Regions from separate parts of the Homo sapiens genome. Here region 1 is linked to region 2. The links are chromatin contacts, found by Hi-C or POLR2A ChIA-PET in ENCODE. All regions are on one chromosome and are shown on one strand. Each heading gives the region's core, a stretch centred on a gene start or an enhancer-like site at or near the end of the contact. The rest is flanking DNA. Distances are from core to core; before and after follow the strand shown.

Region 1 (4,708 bases), core at 1,056-3,555, 49 kb after region 2:
TTCCAACTTTTCTAGATTCTACATATAAGTGTGTAGTATGTGATTTTCTGTGCTTGCTTTATTTCATTTAACATAATGTCTTCTAGGTTTATCTATCTCATTGCAAATGGCAAGATTTTCTTCTTGTTAAGGCTGAAAGATATTTTAGTACATGTGTCTGTGTGTGTGTGTGTGTGTGTATCACGTATTCTTAGTCCATTCATCTGCCAACCTATGGAATAAAAGACATCATTTTCAAACCATATATCTGAAAGGGGGTTAATATTTTAAATAAATAAGAAACTCATACAGCTCAGTAGTAAAATAATAAGAATAATAACCTGATTAAAAATGGGCAAAGGACCTGAATAGACATTGTTCCAAAGAAGACATACAAATGGGCAACAGGTATATGAAAAAGTCCTCAACTAATCATCAGGGAAATGCAAATTAAAACCGCAAACAATTATCACCTCACACCTGTTAGGATGGCAATTATGAAAAAGTCAAAAGGTAACCTGTGTTGGTGAGGATATGGAGAAGAGTGAACCCTTATTCACTGTGGGTGGGAATGTGAATTAGTAGAGCCCGGATGAAAACAGCCTGAAGCTTCCTCAGGAAAAGACAAACAGAGCTTTGATATGATCCAGCAGGTCCCACTTCTGGGGACAAACCCATAGGAAAGGAGGTCAGTGGGTAGAAGAGCTGCCTGCCCTCCCATGTCCACTGCAGCACTGCTCACTGTAGCAAAGACAGGGAAACAACCCAAGTGTCCCTCAGCAGAGGCCATTTGTTTTTAAAGCTATCAGGCCACACCTGGCCACAACATTGTTTTACTTTAAAAAAAAACAAAACCACGTTCTAGGGCAGGTGAAATCTGGGTGTACTCACATCTCACATTAGCATATAGTGCTCCACTGCAGAACATGTGAACTCGGCAGCTCAAGACAACCCACACAACCCACAATTATTCTATGAAAATGGTTGACTGAATAACTGTACATTTAAGCAAGTCTCAACCCCACTGTGTCTCAACCCCTACTGCCTGTGCTATCGTTAAGAGGAACTGTCCCAAGTCACTCTACCCTGTTTTGCCCAGAACCCTCCTGGTGACAGGCAGCCTCAGTGCCTTCTTCCTCCTCACTTTCTTCCCTTATAGAGTTCAAATCTCACATCTTTAGGTTTGTTCAGAACTAACCAGCAAAACTGCACCCAGCTGTTTTCCTAACATCTTCCACGTGCAGCTCCATGTATCACAAGGAAAGAGATTCCTGAATGTACAACCGAGCCACACCAAGTACAAAGCTGCACATCCTAAAATCTGCCCACTCCCTGTAGTAGCTGCTCCTGCAGCTCTCGCTGTGGGCTCGCATGGCCACTTCAGCTGTCTAAACAGAAACATTTGCATCCCCAGCTCCACTCCTTTAGCTCCTGCACAGTGAGAAAGAAAGAGCGAGTCAAACATGAAATCCATTAATATATTAATTCAGCTCAACAAGCAAAACCCAAGAGCCCCCAGCTCAGCAGAGCCTACCAGGCATGACTAATCAGATCCCTAGCTGAAGCGACGCTCTCTTCCTCGGTCCTTTCTGGAAGTGTGCCGGTTATGCAGCTTCTTCCCCCGAGCTCAGGAGACTCTGAAAAATGCAGTTTAAAAGGATGTAAATTAGGAAAATGTAAATACCCCTGGCTCCCTCACACAGGACTAGGTTTCGTGGTGGGGGAAGTTGCTTTACCTCATCGAGTCTTGGTTTTCTCATCAGTGATGACTTGCAGAGTTTTGTGTGAAGTCCCAGGGCCCTGGCCCCACTACAAGGAGCTCGAATTTAGCAGGTCTGCAGTGGGCCTGGGCAGCTGTAGGTTTAAAAGTTGCACAGTGACTGCGATGCTACCCAGCTGAATGGCATCAGCTTAGCTCATGGCTTCTCAGATGTGACGTGCAGACTCCGATTCAATATCTTTAATGTAGGCTCTGAGGTTCTACATTTCTAACAAGCTCCTGGAGGGGCCAGTGCTGCTGGCACGTGGACAACTCTTTGAGTACCCAGGTTCCAGGTCTGTGGCTCCCGGTCTTGGCTGCACTTCAGATTGGTCCAGTACCTCCTGACTGGATAAGATCTTATGGGACTGTTGGTCAGGAATCCCTACCCTAGCCAAGCTGCAGGAGTGTGACTCAAGCTGGCTGATTATCTGGATCCTCTGTGAAAGTTGATCCTGGTGCTCAGTGACTCAAAGACTGTGGAAAGTCAGAGTTCATGAATCCAGATTACAATGACATGCGAGACTGTTCCTGGTCCCCGAGATTCAGTTCCCAGAGCTACTATGGCTTATTAGGTACAGGTGCAATTTTCCTTTTGTAAGATGCTCCATATTATTCCAAATATGGCCTTTTTTATTTGTAGAAAAAATATCTTTTTGTCACTGACAATTAAAGAAATATAACTGATATTTCTGTAAGATGTAACATCCCATAATTCTGCTCTCCCTGTATCAACCTGCATGTTAGTGTTATCTTCCTTATGGGGAAGAGGTGATAGCAACCACCTGCCTGGCCCCACACCTCCACCCTCACCTGAAACCCCAGGCATGGAGAACACACTTGTCACCTCCCCTGCCTTGTGTTTGAGTTTCTCCCTCCGTAAAGAAGCGCTCTAAGGCTGGGTTTTGATAAAATGACTCCACTGATGGAGGAAAACTCCTGCCCAGCTGACTCTCACTTCTGGGAAGGACTGGTCCTGGCCAAATCATGAAGGAGCCAAGGCTTAAAGAAGGCCTTTCTTCATTCTTTTCTTCCAGTTATTTGTTCAGTTTTCATCTCCAGCCTCCTCAGCATTTGCCTGATAGGAACCTATTGATGAAATATGTCCCAAAACCCTTCACCAAAGAACTATTTATCCGTCTAGATCTTCAGTCCTGTCTGCTTTCTAATATGACCAATAGACAATCCAAGTGTGTAGTCAGTATTGGCTATTGACACCAACGGCCAATAACAGCTTAATTACTCACTGTCCTGAGGCTGCGTGCTCTGATCCAGAGACAGATTCTAGCAGTGGGTTTTAGGTACGTTTCTCAGTATCAGTCAGTACCTGGGAGAAACTTAGGATTCTTATTTCTCTCCCCCTTGCTTCCACGTGGCCCATATAGACACTTTATTACTAATCAAGGGTGAGTTGGGTGGCAAGTAATAACACTGCCCATCCCACATGCTTTTCTTACAATGTAAGCTTAACTCACCAGCCATGGAATGATGGTGTCTGTCCCCTCTCATTCAGTCTGGCTGGATCTTTGCGACTGCCCTGATTAACGGAGTACAATGAGAAGGACATGATTTTACTTCCAAGGCTAGCATGCGAAAGGTGATATGGCTTCAGCCTGGTTCTCTTGGGATGATCACTCTTAGAAGAAATTTGAAGAAGCCCAAATAGCCACATGGAGAAGCCACAAACAGATATTCTGGCTGGCAGCCCAGCAGAGGTCCCAGCCAGCAGCCAGCATCAACTGCCATGTGAAGAAGTGTGCCTGCAGGGGGTTTCAGACCCCAGCTGCCAAGCTGCTTCCAGCCTCCCGGTCTTCCAAGCTGAGGATGCAGACAGTGTGGAGCAGAGATAAGCCACCCTACAGTGCTGTTCTCAGATCCCTGGCTCGCAGAACTCAAGAGCACTATAAAACAGTTGCTATTTTACATTGCCAAGTTTGGCATTGCTTGTGGCATCAAGGACAGGAAATTCCAAGCTCTCGGTCAATGGTTAGTCATATTGTCCTGGGTTTGTTTTCAGAGAAAGCACATGACAGAGTGGCCCCTTTTCTCTCTTACCTCTCCAGTGACTGCAACGAGAAGTGCCAAGGGCCAGACAGGCTTTCTCTCTGAAAGTTCTCTTTTCCTAATACAGCAACCAGGCTTGGCTGGTTCTGCACTGAGCACTTCAGACAAGCAGGGTCCCTTGTGCTGTGACTCCATTTCCTCCTGCTATTGTAGGAATTCTCTGGTCTGGTTGATGGAGTTAAGCTTAAGGTCTGATTGTGAGTGCATAAAAAGGAATATACTGCCCAGCACTTGGTTCTAAGCTCTGAGCTGCCTTATGCATATTCTCATAAATTCTCATGAAGAATTTCCCATTGAGTCCAACCTAGTTTAATGGAATTCTGTTTGGAGACTTGGAACCAAAGCCCCAATTAATAATAAAATGTTGCTTTGCTTTCCTTTGCCAGTTTAGCCTATGCATGTATTTTCCTCAGAGAGCCCACGGAGGAGAGAGAGATGGCTAAAACAAGAAGAGATCGGTGGATGACTACATCTGCCGGCCAGAAGACCACTCTGATAGCTTTCATGAGGATGACTGCGTCTCCCAGCCAAAAGGCCACTCTGATAGCTTCCATGAGGATGACTGCATCTCCTGGCCAAAAGACCACTCTGATAGCTTCCATGAGCTCTCCCTGGGGCATCCATGGAGAAGATATTTTTGAGGGAGAAATCCCCAATGCTTCTTGAATCTTGCAGCCCACACAGGGATTTCCTACAAGCAACCCAGCCTTGAGCTATAAAGACCTGATCACTTTCCTGGGTGAAGACAGCAGACTGACTCAGTTATTCTGTGGATAGGTGACTTGATCAATGAGTTGGCGAGAGTTCTAAGATGTGTCTTTCAGGCACATATCTCAGATTTGTAAAATTATTATTTATTTATTTAATTCATTTTTTTTTTTGAGATGGAGACTCACTCTGTCACCC
Region 2 (4,762 bases), core at 2,108-4,607:
ATTAATGTAGGAGCGTATTAATATCTTATAGGACATGAAAACCTTTTCTTATGCCCCACAGAAGAATAGGCATAAGAGTGAATTCAAAGCTGTTAGGACAGGCTCCCCGACTCCAGGCACAGAAGGCCAAATAGGCCCTCCCCATGAGATATCCCAATATCCAGGCTCTAGGGATGTATGTCTTCCTGAGGCCACTGGAAGTCACAATGAAGGCACCCAGGGAATGCAGTGGAGGACAACATCAGGCCCCTCATCAAGAAAAAAACTGTAAATATACAGGAACTGGGAACCAAGATTTATCAATGCAGTGAAGACTATGGTCTCATGATTGCTTGAAAGTAAACAACCTATTATTTATTTCCTAAGGTCTGAATGTTTGTGACCCATTCAAAATTCCTAATTTGAAACCCAACCCCCTAGTGCGATAGTGTTGGGAGGTGGGGCCTTTATGAGGTAGCTAAGTCATGAGGACAGAGCTATCATGTGTGGGTTAATGTTGTTATGAAAAGAGCTCACAGAAGTAAGTGCTCACAGAAATTAGTTCACTGACTTGCCATTCCAGCTTCTGCCATGTGATGACACAGCAAGAAAGCCCTCACCGGATGCTGATACTTTGATCTTGGACTTCCCAGCCTCCAGAACTGTGAGAGAACAACCTTGTGTTTATTAGAAATTACTCGGTTCCAGGTATCCTGTGAGAGCTGCATAAAATGCACTAGGTCACCATCCCATTTTGAAATTGAGACAGTTTCATTGCCCACTAGGTTATAAGGGATTAGGGCAAGGACTTGCTAGTGTTCTTCAAAGCACCTCAGATATAAGGAGGGCCAAAATGTTTCTTGAAACACACATTGTAAAATGTCAGCAATGCTGGCTCTATTTCCTTCACCCGCATTTGGTAGGCCTGACAGGACTCAGAAGCCAGCAGCCATCCTGGAGGTGAAGGTGTAGCTCTTTTGACTGCCCTCTCCCAAACCAAGAACCAGTACCTTGGGGCCCTGCAGCTCTCCCTGCTCTGGGCTGCTCTTGATTCCCTCTGCCACATCCCAGGTAAGGATCATAAGCAGAGGTGTGAGCCTGCAGTGATTTAAGGTGGGAGGAGCTCCCATGAGGGACAAGAGATGCTTGTCCAGGGCTCCAGCATGTAGGCACCAAGTCAGCTGGCCCACAATCACACTCTAAATGACAGGTACCCCAGCCCTGGTCCCATGGGGAACTGAAGTGTTTTCACTAACTGCCATGTCCGTTGTAAAATCAAGGAGGGGAAAAAAGTTTCTAACATGATGAACATATGCTTTTTATTTGTCAGGAAAAACTCTTAGTTATAAAAAGGTTTTCTGCCCACTGGCCCCACCCTGCTGGCCAGGTGACTTTGATACCCAACTTACTTTTCTGTATGAAGAGTGCCACATAGCTCCTAAATCAACCCTGGTAAATGTTTAAAAACGTTCTGCACCTGGACTTAGGCCAAGCTGGGGCAGAAGTGGGGGCTAGAACAGGGCTTGCAGGTCAAAGTCCAGGCTTCTGTGCTGGTAGTGGCTCTGGGGAAGGCCCCAAGAGGCTGCTTTCCTGCACAGGCCTCTGAACTGTGCCTCATCCACAGGCTCAGCCACTTGATGTGGGAAGTTTTCCCCAGGAAGGCAAATCAGCTGAGGCCCAAGGAAAGAGAGGGTCAGTAAACAAGGCACTGAACCACTGTCCTTGGTGTGTTGTGGTCAGTGGATGGAGTGGGGAGTACAGGCTGACCATGTTGCCCCTTCCAGGACCCTCCTTGTTCATTCATTTATTCGTTCATTCATTTGAACATGTTGTAGGTACTGGGTGTTGTGTGAAGCACTGGTTCTATAGAACATGCTCACTGAAACTTGTACATCTAAGCTTGGCTTCTTGACGCTCAACTGACTCACTTTGACTTTGGCTTTCTCACAAATTCCTCTAAGCCTATTTCTGTAACTCTGAAAAGTATTTAACTGCACCCTGTAACTTGGAAGGCTTAATTAAGGTAATGAGTGTCACCATAGTGACTAGTGTCACCATAGAGTCACTATAGTGTCTAGAAAGACACACCATAGTGTCTAGAAAGGGCTAAACAAAAGTTAAAGACTATCAGAATTCCCCAGTCTTAGGGATCTTGTAGCTTCCTGGGGCTATAGCACAAAAGAAAAAAATGAGTGACAGCAGCCAAAGTCTGGGTGTCCCTGGATTTCCCAGACTCCATTTTAAGAAGCAATCTGAAATTAGTGTTTTGACTTCCCAAGGTCCTGCCTGATCCTAAGACATTCTCCAGGCTGAAAGTGTAGTAGGGTGGGATCCCCTGCAATGCACACCACTTGTCCTCTTCAGGTGGTTTTTGCAAGCCTGCCCCACCATGGGAACTCCTTCGTCAGTGGGGCCTATCTTGTGGGTGCTTTTTGTGGAAAACATTTTGTGTTGATGTTTGAAATAATTGACAAGTTACCAAGTGCAAGTGCATGTAAGATTGGCTGAGAGCATTTACATGTCACACATATAGATACACTTATTTTTATGTCTCTGTCTCAGAGCATTTTACAATGTTGTGTGATTGCTGATTAGGGAAACTTGACATTCTTGGCTCTGTGGACAAAGAAAATGTTTTTACTTTTATCAAGGTCTTTGTCTGGAAAGAGCATAATAAGGGGGAAGAAAGGTGGAGCCCAGTAATGAGGAAGTGATCAGGTGGCAGGTGTAATTGTCAAAGGGAATCAGCAGTGGTGGAGAGGGCAGGAGGCAAATGAGGGACGTGTTTAGATACAACTGCCTGTTGTGGTGGGTGGAGAGGGCAGGAGACACATGAGGCATGTGTTTAGATACAACTGCCTGTTGTGGTGGGTGTAGAGGGCAGGAGACACATGAGGCGCATGTTTAGATACAACTGCCTGTTGTGGTGCAACCAGCAGAGGTGGAGAGGGCAGGAGACAAATGAGGTGCGTGTTTAGATATAATTGCCTGTTGTGGTGGGTGGAGAGGGCAGGAGACAAATGAGGCGCGTGTTTAGATATAATTGCCTGTTGTGGTGCAACCAGGCTTCTGTGAGCAGGAGACACAACCCAAGGTGTCACGAGGCCCCACCCTGTCTGCTGCCCCTGTTTTCCTCACACATACACTGAGATCCTCAGTGAGGGTAGAATCTATGTAGTAAAAAGGGAAAAAAAAATCATAGAATAGCCTTCTAAACCAAGCACTATGAAAAAATACTAGACAAAGCAAAAATGAACAAGACAGCTCCTGTGTAAAGGAAGTTCTAAAACCAATGGGAAAGTGGACAAGTACACAGAGAGTTGGCAGGTAAGGCTGTTTATAATGCAAACAGAGGCATGGTAGTATTTCAGAGATGGGCAGGGTGTCTAGAATGTGACCAGAGCTGCCGGCTCTGCCTATTTCTCACCACGTGGCCTTAGGCAATTGGCGGTTCTCAGTAGTATTGTTTTCCGATGCATAAATTGTGGATAAGGGAAAAAGGGGAGACAGAGCAAGAGGGTCAAAAAGAAGCCTCCACCAATGGTCCTCCCTGCCAGACACCAAATTTAACAACTATCTATACACACAAACAAAAACAAACAAAAAAATCCTTCATTAGAACCAAGAATCAGGTGAGCAATCAAAGTACATCCTTTTAACTTCATATGACTGAAAGAGGCATTGAAGAGGGTAGGAAAGACAGTCTTAAATTGCCAACACCATCCCTTCCTCATCTTCTGGCAGGAGGAGAATTTGTTTGTTGGAGGAGAGAGAGAGTGGAGATTGGGGACTTTGCATTGGAACTCAGTGCTGCCCTGTCACAGTGGAGAGCAACACTGGGCAGAACTCAGCCAACACCCACAGAGGGAGCATTTACACCAGCCCTAGCCAGAGGGGTATCTCCCATCCCAGTGGTTAAAAGTTGAGTTTCTGCAAGCTTCACACCATGGGCTAAAGTGCTCTGGGGCACTACATAAACTTGAAAGTCTAGGTCACGGCTGGGCGTGGTGGCTCATGCCTGTAATCCTAGCACTTTGGGAGGCCGAGGCAGGTGGATCAAGAGGTCAGGAGATTGAGATCATCCTGGCTAACACGGTGAAACCCCATCTCTACTAAAAATACAAAAAATTAGCCGGGCGTGGTGGCAGATGCCTGTACTCCCAGCTACTCAGGAGGCTGAGGCAGGAGAATGGAGTGAACCTGGGAGGCAGAGCTTGCAGTGAGCCAAGATCGCGCCACCGCACTCCAGCCTGGGTGACAGAGTGAGACTCCGTCTCAAAAAAAAAAAAAAAAAGAAAAGAAAAGAAAGTCTAGGTCACAAGGACTGAAATTCCTAGGCAAGTCTTAGTGCTGCGCTGTGCTCAGAACTGGTGGATAAGAGGGACACAGGACATAGAAAGACACCAGCCCAGGTGGTAAGGGAGTGCTTGCACCACTCCTTGTAAAAGCCGAGGCAGATCAGCTCACAGCAACAAAAGTGACTCCTTCATTTCGCTTGACAAGGGTAGAGGAAAGAGGAAAGAAGACTTGGTTTTGCATCTTGGAAACCAGCTCAGCCACAGTAGAATAGGACACTGGGCAGAGTCACCAGGCCCTACTTCCTGGAATACGTATCTAGACACATCCTGGGCCAGGAAAAAACCTGCTGCCTTGAAGGGAAGAGCTCAGTCTTGGCAGGATTCATCACCTGCCGAATAAAGAGTCCACAGGCCCTGAAGAACCAGCAGCAATACCCAGGTAGTAGACTGTGGGCCTTGGGTGAGACTGAAATGTGCTGGTTTCA

The links. A loop is a pair of places that touch in the nucleus more often than their neighbours do. ChIA-PET counts read pairs that join two places held with the same protein, here RNA polymerase II (POLR2A). Pooled maps may share reads with other maps.
Region 1: a loop to region 2 is called in a map of mammary epithelial cell, with 9 times the contacts of the local background. The contact joins the promoter of LINC01444 here to the enhancer-like site in region 2. A Hi-C loop is called at or near these places in 7 of 168 maps with a recorded cell type or tissue (IMR-90, PC-3, PC-9 and 4 more), 3 of 37 single-sample maps with no recorded cell type and 2 of 50 pooled maps. POLR2A ChIA-PET finds 5 or more read pairs at or near these places in 2 of 52 experiments (OCI-LY7 and WTC11).

What each region holds. Positions count from the first base shown.
Region 1 is chr18:14,968,163-14,972,870 of GRCh38, forward strand. LINC01444 (long intergenic non-protein coding RNA 1444) reads right to left here and starts at 2,306. Exons shown (of 2, transcript NR_110783.1): 1 at 1,716-2,306; 2 at 1,445-1,616. It overlaps LINC01443 (long intergenic non-protein coding RNA 1443), which reads left to right. Exons shown (of 4, transcript NR_104164.1): 4 at 4,194-4,708.
Region 2 is chr18:14,918,399-14,923,160 of GRCh38, forward strand. It overlaps a transcript of ANKRD30B not described here. Among named protein-coding and RNA genes, the nearest start is that of LINC01443, 25 kb to the right of the region's middle. Within about 2 kb of position 3,358, at least 2 of the 41 ENCODE cell types and tissues checked have a DNase peak (open chromatin) inside an H3K27ac peak, as active enhancers do.